2 separate regions of the Homo sapiens genome follow, and region 1 is linked to region 2. The links are chromatin contacts, found by Hi-C or POLR2A ChIA-PET in ENCODE. All regions are on one chromosome and are shown on one strand. The core of a region is the stretch at or near the end of the contact, and the rest is flanking DNA. Distances in the headings are between cores, read along the strand shown.

Region 1 (4,732 bases), core at 1-2,500, 460 kb after region 2:
GACAGGAGAAACACTAGAGTCCAGGAGTTCAAGACCAGCCTGGGCAACATAACAAGACCCCACCTCTACAAAAAACAAAAAAATCAGCTAAGCCTGATGATTCGTTCCTGTTGTCCCAGGAGTGGAAGCTGCAGTGAGCCATGATCATGCCACTGCACTATCTCTGTGTTTGTAAATAGTAAAAAGTGGCTGGGCGTGGTGGCTCACTCCTGTAATCCCAGCACTTTGGGAGGCCAAGGCGGGTGGATCACGAGGTCAGGAGTTCACGACCAGCCTGGCCAACGTGGTTAAACCCCATCTACTCAAAATACAAAAATTAGCTGGGTGTGGTGGCGCGCGCTTGTAATCTCAGCTACTCAGGAGGCTGCGGCAGGAGAACTGCTTGAACCTGGGAGGCAGAGGTTGTGGTGAGCTGAGATCATACCACACTGCACTCCAGCCTGGGGGACAGAACAAGACTCCGTTTCAAAAAAAAAAAAAAAGCAAAAAGCAGCAGATGACCTAAGTGTAGAACACCAAGGAACTGTTTACATAAATTATGGTAAACTCATACAATGGGATAGTATACAGCTATTAGAAATCAGAATATAGGCCAGGCACAGTGGCTCACTCCTGTAATTCTAGCACTTTGGGAGGCTGAGGTTTGTAGATCGCTTGAGCTCAGGAGTTTGAAACCAGCCTGGCCAACAGGGTGAAACCCCATCTCTACAAAAAGTACAACAATTAGCCGGGCGTGGTGGCAGGTGCCTGTAGTCCCAGCTACTTGGGAGGCTGAAGTAGGAAGATCACTTAAGCCTGGGAGATGGAGGTTGCATAGAGCAGAGATTGTGCCACTGCACTCCAGCCTGGGTGACAGAGCAAGCATGACCCTGTCTCAAAAAAAAAAAAAACTGGTACTTGAGAACACTTGGTTCTCTCTGGATGGAGGGACACAAACTGAGCTTGTAACATTGAGAATTAGAGAATGAACTATTTTCTGCATCCATATACAAAAATAACCACGGCAAAGGTTTTGTCCTCTGCAGCCTAAACTTTCAGATGAGACATAATTTTGTGGCGCACGTCTACCGTGCAATACTAATTAATTAAGAGTTGTTTTGTTGCCACATGACCGCAAGATTCTTGAAAGCAGGATTAAGTCACAGGCCTCAGGGGGCCTCAGCACCTGGGACAGAGCGGGGCTGGGAAGGCCTTGCTGCTCTCACTCCACAGATGAGAGCATTCCATGTACAAGCAATCAAGGTTCCTCTTTATAGTCCAGAAAAAAAAAAATCTATTTTTATGGGCCTTAAAATTCCATCAAGTACTTTTGGGCCTTTATAAGAGCTACTAAAGAAACATTAACAGTGAGACTTTGATTAGTCAAAGGGTAACAGAATTTCAGGGCCATTTCAAAGGGAAAAGAAAAGGACAAGGTGCTATTGGGATAGTCTAGCATAATTAGAATCAAAGTCAGACTTGGAGTCTGACCCCTCTGTTGCTGCCCAGTTGGGCGGCCCCGGGCACACCGCTTAACCTTTCTGAGCCCTTGCTATGAAACAGAGAACTGTTTACCTTGCTGAGGGGAAACAAATGAGGTAATGAAGATAAAAGATCCAGGATAATTCACGACCCAGAAGTGACCCATAAGCGGTGACATCATTATTACAGAACTCGGGTGTGAGACTGAAGAACAAAGGCCCAGGCAGGAAAGCTAAGGAAGTGAGCCGACGTTTTATTGTATCTTCTCTGGTCAATAGTTTGAGGGGAGAGATGGCTTGAAAGGGGAGGCTATTTTAGGATTTCAATGAGAAGCAAAATCATATCCAAATCAAAGTAAAGGTCATCGGTGGCCAATGAAGAGCGGAGAAAACGGAGGCGGGAGAACAGACGCGACCTCAAGACAGAAGAATGGAAGACGCAACTTTCAAGAAAAGAGGAACTGAAACGAAAAGAGAGGCACAGTCCAAATGAGGAAGAGAACAAGGAGCCTTCAGTCTCCTGGGGGCCAGGGAGCCTCGCCACGCGGTCACAGGTACACGGGGACATTTAGAGGCCATCTCCTTTAAAGCCAGACATTCTTCTTACTGGAATCTCTTGAATTCATAGTTAGAAATACATATAAAACATTGATACATGACTTAAATACACTACTACCTACGGCAGCAACATATTAGAAACAAAGTCCCAAAAGGGTGATGTTGACATGAATCACAACTAAATACTGCGCGGCCATTACAAGTGTTTTTGAACTTAGACAAATGTCATGCAGAGTGAAAAAGGATAAATTATACCCATAGTAGGATCCCAATTTTGTTGACTAAAGAGAAAATGAAATACACTGAAATGTGTTCAGACTGGCTGGATAGAATTCTGTCTTTGCTTTTTCACATTTCATCACTGTCTGGGTTCTTTACTGTTATGTGGTAGTTTCATCATTTAGAAACACACTGGGTGAGCGGTGTGGTTACACACGGCACTTCTGTCTCCTCTGGACATTTCTGTATTTTCTACTACAAATGTGGACCAGCTCTCCCGTCCCAGTGGCACACTGCAAGCTCCGCTCACTCTCGGGCAGTACACGCCTGTGGCCTGACAAGTGGGTGGCTGTCTTTGCTTCTCCCGGAGCTGGTAAGTATAGGACCTTGCCTCTAAGGTGGCTGTGTGAACAGAACTGAAAAAGTCTGTGGACGCCTTGGCACCAGTGCTCCCCCGGGGAAAAGCAGACTCACCTTCTCCGAAGCCGTGGCAAGTTTAGTTCCACTTGCGTCAAAGGCCAGTGCCGCTAAAGGACTGTCGTGAGCCGGAATCATGTTTGCAGCTCTCTGAAAAAGGGACACCAATAAAGAGTGGCCACCGCACAGTGACCGCCCACGCCCCAGGGCTGACACTTGGTCCGCAAGTGCCAATTAGCTGTTCCTAAAACACCATTACGGTCCAAACAAATGCCAAACCCACTTGATTTACTGGGGCTGGGCATCCAAGGAAATGCTGCTCCAACTTTAGAAAAAGCAAAGCAATTTATCCCTAAGGTTTTCTATGTTCCTTCAAACATTCCCGTGGCGAGGAGCTCAGCACTGCTCTGAACGCCGCAGCAGATCCAGAAGCAGAATGAGCCAGACCTACTCTGCTACTGAGAAGAGAGCAGTGGGGCTGGGCGCGGGGCACCCGCCTGTAGTCCCAGCACTTTAGGGGGCCGAGGCGGGAGGATGGCTTAAGGCCAGGAGTTTGAGGCCAGCCTGGGCAACCCAGCAAGACTCCATCTCTACAAAAATAAAAAATTAGCTGGGTGTGGTGTTGCATGACTGTAACTCCTCGGGAGGCTGAGGCAGGAGGATCAATTGAGCCCAGGAGGTTGAGGCTGCAGTGAGCTAGGACTGCACCACTGCACTCCAGCATGGGCGACAGAGCCAGACCCTGTCTCAAAAACAAACAAACAAACAAAAAAGTGCAGCGGTTGTATTGCTGAGCCAAGTCAGGATGCCAGGGACACCACAGTGCTCCTCTTCAGGAAAAAGCCACACTTTAGAGAGCTATTCGAGCAGGAAAGGCATCTCACCAAATTAATGGTATCGAAGACCTGCACCTCTCCGATGGTCGCGCTCCCTGGGTACGCCAAGTAGCAGTTGTCGTTGTTGATTGACAGCGCACACAGGCCTGCAAATGACACACGGAGGACGAGATGCAAACTTCCACCTGAGAGTTCCTTCTTGGATGTCAGACATAATTCAGCATTCATTTAACAGAGCATTAGGAACAAATAATAGCTTGGATACAATCTTGTTTGCTGTGTTAGGAAAGTTCTGCAACCCCAAATCCCCACCTTAGGTGATACCAGTATTGTCAAGAGATTAAAGGCCTTTGGTTTGAACTGATCAGTAACCTCAAACTTGAAAGTTGATCAAACCAATGAGCTTATGTGGTCACATGACCAGCATCAGTAGGAAGGCAGCTTGGTTTGGGATCAATACTTTTAAAATCTGTCTCATCTGCGGAACCTATAAAAAGAAAAAATCTCTCTCACCTATAGCTATCTTTCAAGGGCAAAATCAGAAAAATGGGATTCTCTCCTCACAAGTTAGCTCACCTGCAGGGTTTGGAGGCGTCTCCCTGATCGTATGCAGCACCTTCATGTCCCGAATGTTGTGGATGTACAGGGACTCCTCCAGGCATACTATCAGCCTCTAGGCGAGAGACAAAACGAAACCAAACGTGAAGCAACGGCCAGTGCAATACCTGCCCCAATCTCCAGTTGACTGACTCCTGGACTATGACGCTCTCATTCCTTCTATTGTTATTGTATTTTATTTTTTTGGAGTCAGTGTCTCGCTGTGTCACCCGGGCTGGAGTGCAGTGGTGTGATCTCGGCTCACTGCAACCTCTGCCTTCCGGGTTCAAGTGATTTTCCTGCCTCAGCCTCCCAAGTAGCTGGAATTACAGGTGACTGCCACCAGGCCTGGCTAATTTTTGTATTTTTAGTAGAGATGGGGTTTCACCATGTTGGCCAGGCTGGTCTTGGACTCCTGACCTCAGGTGATCCACCCCTGCGTTGGCTTCACAATCTTAGTTCCTTCTAGAACACCATGCAGACCAATGTTAGAAGCGCCAAGGATACAGCTGCTTTCCATCAACAATCAAGAAGGAGCCAGGCCGGATGCACCTCTCCCTCATACTCACCCCATCTCTACTGGGAATTCTAACCAGGCCATTTAGTTTAGTGTTAGGCAAATGCTAACCTACAGCTAAGACAAGT
Region 2 (4,609 bases), core at 1,444-3,943:
TCTGTTTTTTGTTTGTTTGTTTGTTTTTACCATATAATTATAATCATTGCATACATACAGTGTTGTGCCCTGCGGTTTTGTTTTTTGTTTTTTAACTTAGCATGACATAGCACTTTCTGCATTCTTAAGGAGTTTGTGACCCCGTCATGGGAGGTTGTCATTCCATCACACAGATTTATGTTGGTTTACCTATGCTTGCTCCTGAGTTGGAAATGTAGAATTTTTTTCTGGTTTTGATGCTACATTAACGCAATGCAAAGCTTTATATGTAAAGCTTTTTCTTTTTTAGAATTATTCCTTAGAATAGATCCCTAGAGTAGGACTCTTGATTCCAAGAGAATCCATTTGCTTAAGACTCTTGGAGCACAGTTTCAAATTTCTTTCCAAAAGTGTTGCACATGATTATTCTAACTCTATTACATGCTACTTATTTAAAAGTAAAAATGTCAGCCGAGCGCAGAGGCTCACGCCGATATCCCAGCCCTTTGGGAGGCTGAGGTGGGTGGATCATTTGAGGTCAGGAGTTCAAGATCAGCCTGGCCAAAATGTTGAAACCCTGTCTCTACTAAAAATACAAAAATAGCCCGGCATGGTGGTGGGCACCTGTAGTCCCAGCTACTCGGGTGGCTGAGGCAGGAGAATCGCTTGAACCCAGGAAGCAGGGGTTGCAGTAAGACAAGACCGCGCCACTGCACTGCAGCCTGGGCAACAGAGTGAGACTGTCTCAAAAAAAAAAAAAAAGAAAAAAAATGAAAGTAAAACTGTCATCTCTCCTTTAGGCCAGAGATTGGCTGCTCCAAGCTAAGTAGTAACATGTGCTCCATGGCTGCCCTTTTAGAGGGACGGGTGTGAGGGTAACCTGGTCAAGTAGCCTCTGAGGTGATTCCAAAGGATTTCAGAACAAGATAGGGATTTTTGGAGTCTAGATTTGAGAAAAAGTCAGTGTGGGCTGGCACGTAGGTACAGAATCTGCCAACTTTGCAATTTAGAAAAGGGGAAAGAAAGCCAACGGTTTTTCCTAGCAGCGTGGGCCCGCATGGCCTCAGGTGCCTGTGTCTGCTGAGTGGACAGGTCTGCAAGCATTTCTCCATCATCCCCACCCTGAGAAGAGGCAGCAGCCGGCCACAGAAGTGGCACACACAGAGCCAGAGTGCCAGTGGGCTGTGACCCATTGTCTAAGGTTGCTGTGGCACAGGGAGATGGTCATCTTTGTAGCATTCTTTAGAAAACCACTGGGGGTTACCACCCTTAGGGGCTACACAGATCCCGTCTTCATGTTGAACTTGCTTTTGAATTTGGCCTTTTCACCTCCTATCCTCCTTTTCTGGGTGTTTCCCGTTTATGTAGTCAGGATTGAGGGATGGCTGTTGATGAGATGCCATGGCCAGTCAGTAAGCCGGAGTGTTGAAGCTGAGCAGTGTGGTTTCGCAGTGTGGTCTGGTAAGTTGCAACCAGTGAGGCTTGGGCCAACATACCAGACAGAAAACTATCCCCAGTTGAGGAATGGGACTCGTCCTTGACACTTCCTAAGCAAGAACAACATTGAAAGGTTGTCAGTGTGGTCAGTGGGTAGGGTTAATCAAGGAGGAGGAAGACACTGTCCTTGGTGCTACAGGTCCTGCCTAGCCCTAGAGGCTTGAGAACACCCCTTGGAATAAACTAGAGAGGGAGGCACACTGGGTCAGGGCTACAGATTTCCTCCCAGAAGCTTAGAAGCTGCTGGGGACTTGGTAATCCACAGTTGTTTCTGTGTAGCTATAAAATGTGACGTGTTTGGGGCCAAGGATGACTTTTCTCTTTCAGAATAAAGTTTGTATTTTTTCCTAAAACAGGTAAATGATGGGAGATGAAACCAGATGATAATTCAGATTCTGGCCCTAGGTAATTGCTTGGATTTCCTGAGGTAGGGAGGTTCCTACATTAGGCATAGTATGAGAAACATTTAGGGTGCTGCTAAAGGCCCAGGTGGCTCTTCAGTGTCTCTGAAGAACCACAAACGATTCAGGACTTGTCCAAATTATAAGCAAGAGGCTAGGCGTTCAAAGAGCCAGGGACAAGCTGTTGAGGTAAGAACACAGGAGCTGAGACCCCAGTGTGGGAAGGGTCTGGGGTATCTGCGGGGTATGGCTGGAGGCAGCAGCATGAGAGGGAGTGAGGGGTGGGATGGCCTGAAGTCCAGGCTCTCCGCCATGGCCCAGCCAGAGGGGATCTAGGCTGGGTTTTGGACCCAGATAGGAGTGGGTTAGATGTGAGGTGCATTTTGGAGGCGGAACAGAAAGGACAAGCTGGAATGAGTGGGGGTAAAGAGAAAGGAGGAATTGGGTTTTGTTGCATGAGCAGCCAGTGGGTGGCTGTGTCCTTCAGGGATACAGGGGAGCCCAGGGGCCAGAAGTGGTGCTTCAGACATCTTTTGTCTGGGGTGCCTTTTAGATATCCAAGTAGAAGTGTTGAGTGCTGGGCGCGGTGGCTCACACCTGTAATCCCAGCACTTTGGGAGGCCGAGTCGGGCAGATCACAAGGTCAGGAGATCGAGACCATCCTGGCCAACATGGTGAAACCCCGTCTCTAGTAAAATACAAAAAAAATTAGCTGAGCATGGTGGTGCGCGCCTGTAGTCCCAGCTACTCAGGAGGCTGAAGCAGGGGAATCGCTTGAACCCGGGAGGTAGAGATTGCAGTGAGCCGAGATCGCACCACTGCTCTCCAGGCTGGCGACAGGGCAAGACTCCGTCTCAACAACAACAAAAAAAGAAGTGTTGAGTAACCAGTGAGCTGACAAGCCCACCACGTGGAGGACTCGGGTAGGAGACTTGGGCTTGGGGGAGTGGATCGCATTCTATGATGACAGAGCTAGCTGGGGGCAGGGCGGGGGACAAAGGAACCACTTCCCTGTTGGACCTTGAAGGCTGCATTAGAGCATGAAGAGACTTCCGGAAGAGGACACAGAGTGTTAAAGTAGAGGGGAGCGTGTGTTTCCAGGGCGAGCTCTGAGGAGGCTGGAAGCTTCAGGGCCAGCTCGTGGGGGAGATGTCCCTTGTGTGAAGAACGTGGACTTCTTCCTGATTGCAGCAGGAAGTCTATCCATGGTCATTAAACAGGGTAGTGAAATGATCAGATTTAGCTTGTCACATGATTATTCTGGTAGCAGAGGACTGAGGATGTAATGATCCCAGCAAGAGACTCCCAGGACCCTAAGGGACTCGCTGTGCATACAGGGTCCCTATTGTGTTTCTTAAAGCCGACTGTGGAGCCGCCTGGCTCACCTGCCCAGGGACTCTGGCCGCTTAGCAGAAAGGCGGGTGAGGGACCTGGAGGAGCATGATAGTCTCTCCTGCTGAGGGTCTAAAGATGCTCATTCCCACAGGGCCAGTTGTTAGAAATGCAGGCACTCACACAGATACGCTCTTCTCTCAGTGGTGCCTGCCTTTCTTTTTTTGTTTAATTGTTCCTTGCAGTAGCACATTCCATGGGAGATTCCATGACAGGGCTATTCTCTCGATTTCAGTGGTTTTGATTTTGTGTCTGTTGTCATAGCGCCTGGAGCTAAGCCTTATCAAATAATTGCACATCTGGTGATCACTTAGGCTTCCAGAAATGTGAGGCAGGGAGGACCCTCAAGGGACTCTGGTCAGCACTCCTACTGCTGAGAGGCTTCACCGCATTCCCCCAGACTCACCAACAGCCTCGTTACACTTGTTACGGTGTGTGTGCACCAGTGCGCTCAGCGCCTGCATCCTCACAACCCAGCCCCTTGTGAGGCTGGCCGGACCACAGCTTGCCCTGTTCTGCACCATTCTAGGGCTGAAGGATTTGCCCAAAATATGTCACTAGATGGTGACAAACAGGCCCTTAGTCCAGTGCCTTTAGCAGGGGCTGGCTGGAGCAGCATGGCCATGTTCAGATGCCTGTCCCACCACTTGTTAGCTGTGTGCACCGCCCCCCCGCCACCGCACCACCACCACCCCTACCCGAGGGTGACAGGATCCTCCTGAAAAGTCTGTTAGGAGGATTAAATGACTTGATAACTAAGATGTTTCATCCATAAGCACTCAATAAATGGTAGCTGCTGCTGTTATTCATTCCACTGTATCTAATCTCTGTACTCTTAAATTTTACAACTTTACTCAATAACTTTTAAAATATTCTACACTTGTGGCTCCCATAAATTTCCTCTTTGCTCTATTGAGGCCATTTCTAGTCCCTGTGTGATCAGGGTTATTGGAGAGCAACTGATAAACCAGCCATGCTCCCCACTTCCTCTCTAGGAGCTCGGCCTCCTCAGCTTGTCTGCAGACCTTTGCCTCTTAATTTATCCAGTCCAGCTCTCATGTCTTCCCTGATGAAGTGGAGTCGAGAAATCTGCTCCGTCACCTTCTGTGTGAGGAGCAGCCTCTGCAGCTTGTCCCACTGCTGTAGCTCTCACAGTGCAGGGTTTCCTGGAAGCGTGCTTGGAGGGTAGCAGGCCCAGGAGGCACAGTTGTGACTGGAGCCATGGCAGAGCAGCAGTTGATATTTGTCACTACGAGTGCCGGCCTCCTTATAAGCACTCCTTTTATAGATAGGGAAGCTGAAGCTGGGAGAGGTGAGGTCACTCACCTGAGGTCACTTTA

Evidence for each region. Hi-C counts contacts between places; a loop is a spot of excess contacts on that map. ChIA-PET counts read pairs that join two places held with the same protein, here RNA polymerase II (POLR2A). Pooled maps may share reads with other maps.
Region 1: a loop to region 2 is called in a pooled map, with 3 times the contacts of the local background. The contact joins the enhancer-like site here to the promoter of RNF216-IT1 in region 2. A Hi-C loop is called at or near these places in 1 of 37 single-sample maps with no recorded cell type and 2 of 50 pooled maps. POLR2A ChIA-PET finds 5 or more read pairs at or near these places in 2 of 52 experiments (activated B cell and activated T-cell).

The regions. Positions count from the first base shown.
Region 1 is chr7:5,215,994-5,220,725 of GRCh38, reverse strand. WIPI2 (WD repeat domain, phosphoinositide interacting 2) reads right to left here. Exons shown (of 13, transcript NM_015610.4): 5 at 4,067-4,163; 6 at 3,539-3,636; 7 at 2,712-2,804. Among named protein-coding and RNA genes, the nearest start is that of WIPI2, 28 kb to the right of the region's middle. RefSeq lists enhancers at 1,568-2,277, 2,288-2,367, 1,226-2,425. Within about 2 kb of position 1,250, at least 9 of the 41 ENCODE cell types and tissues checked have a DNase peak (open chromatin) inside an H3K27ac peak, as active enhancers do.
Region 2 is chr7:5,678,545-5,683,153 of GRCh38, reverse strand. RNF216-IT1 (RNF216 intronic transcript 1) reads left to right here and starts at 2,693. Exons shown (of 3, transcript NR_046834.1): 1 at 2,693-2,800. The region is part of intron 13 of RNF216 (ring finger protein 216); the gene reads left to right. RefSeq lists enhancers at 449-498, 629-678, 2,632-2,691, 2,792-2,891.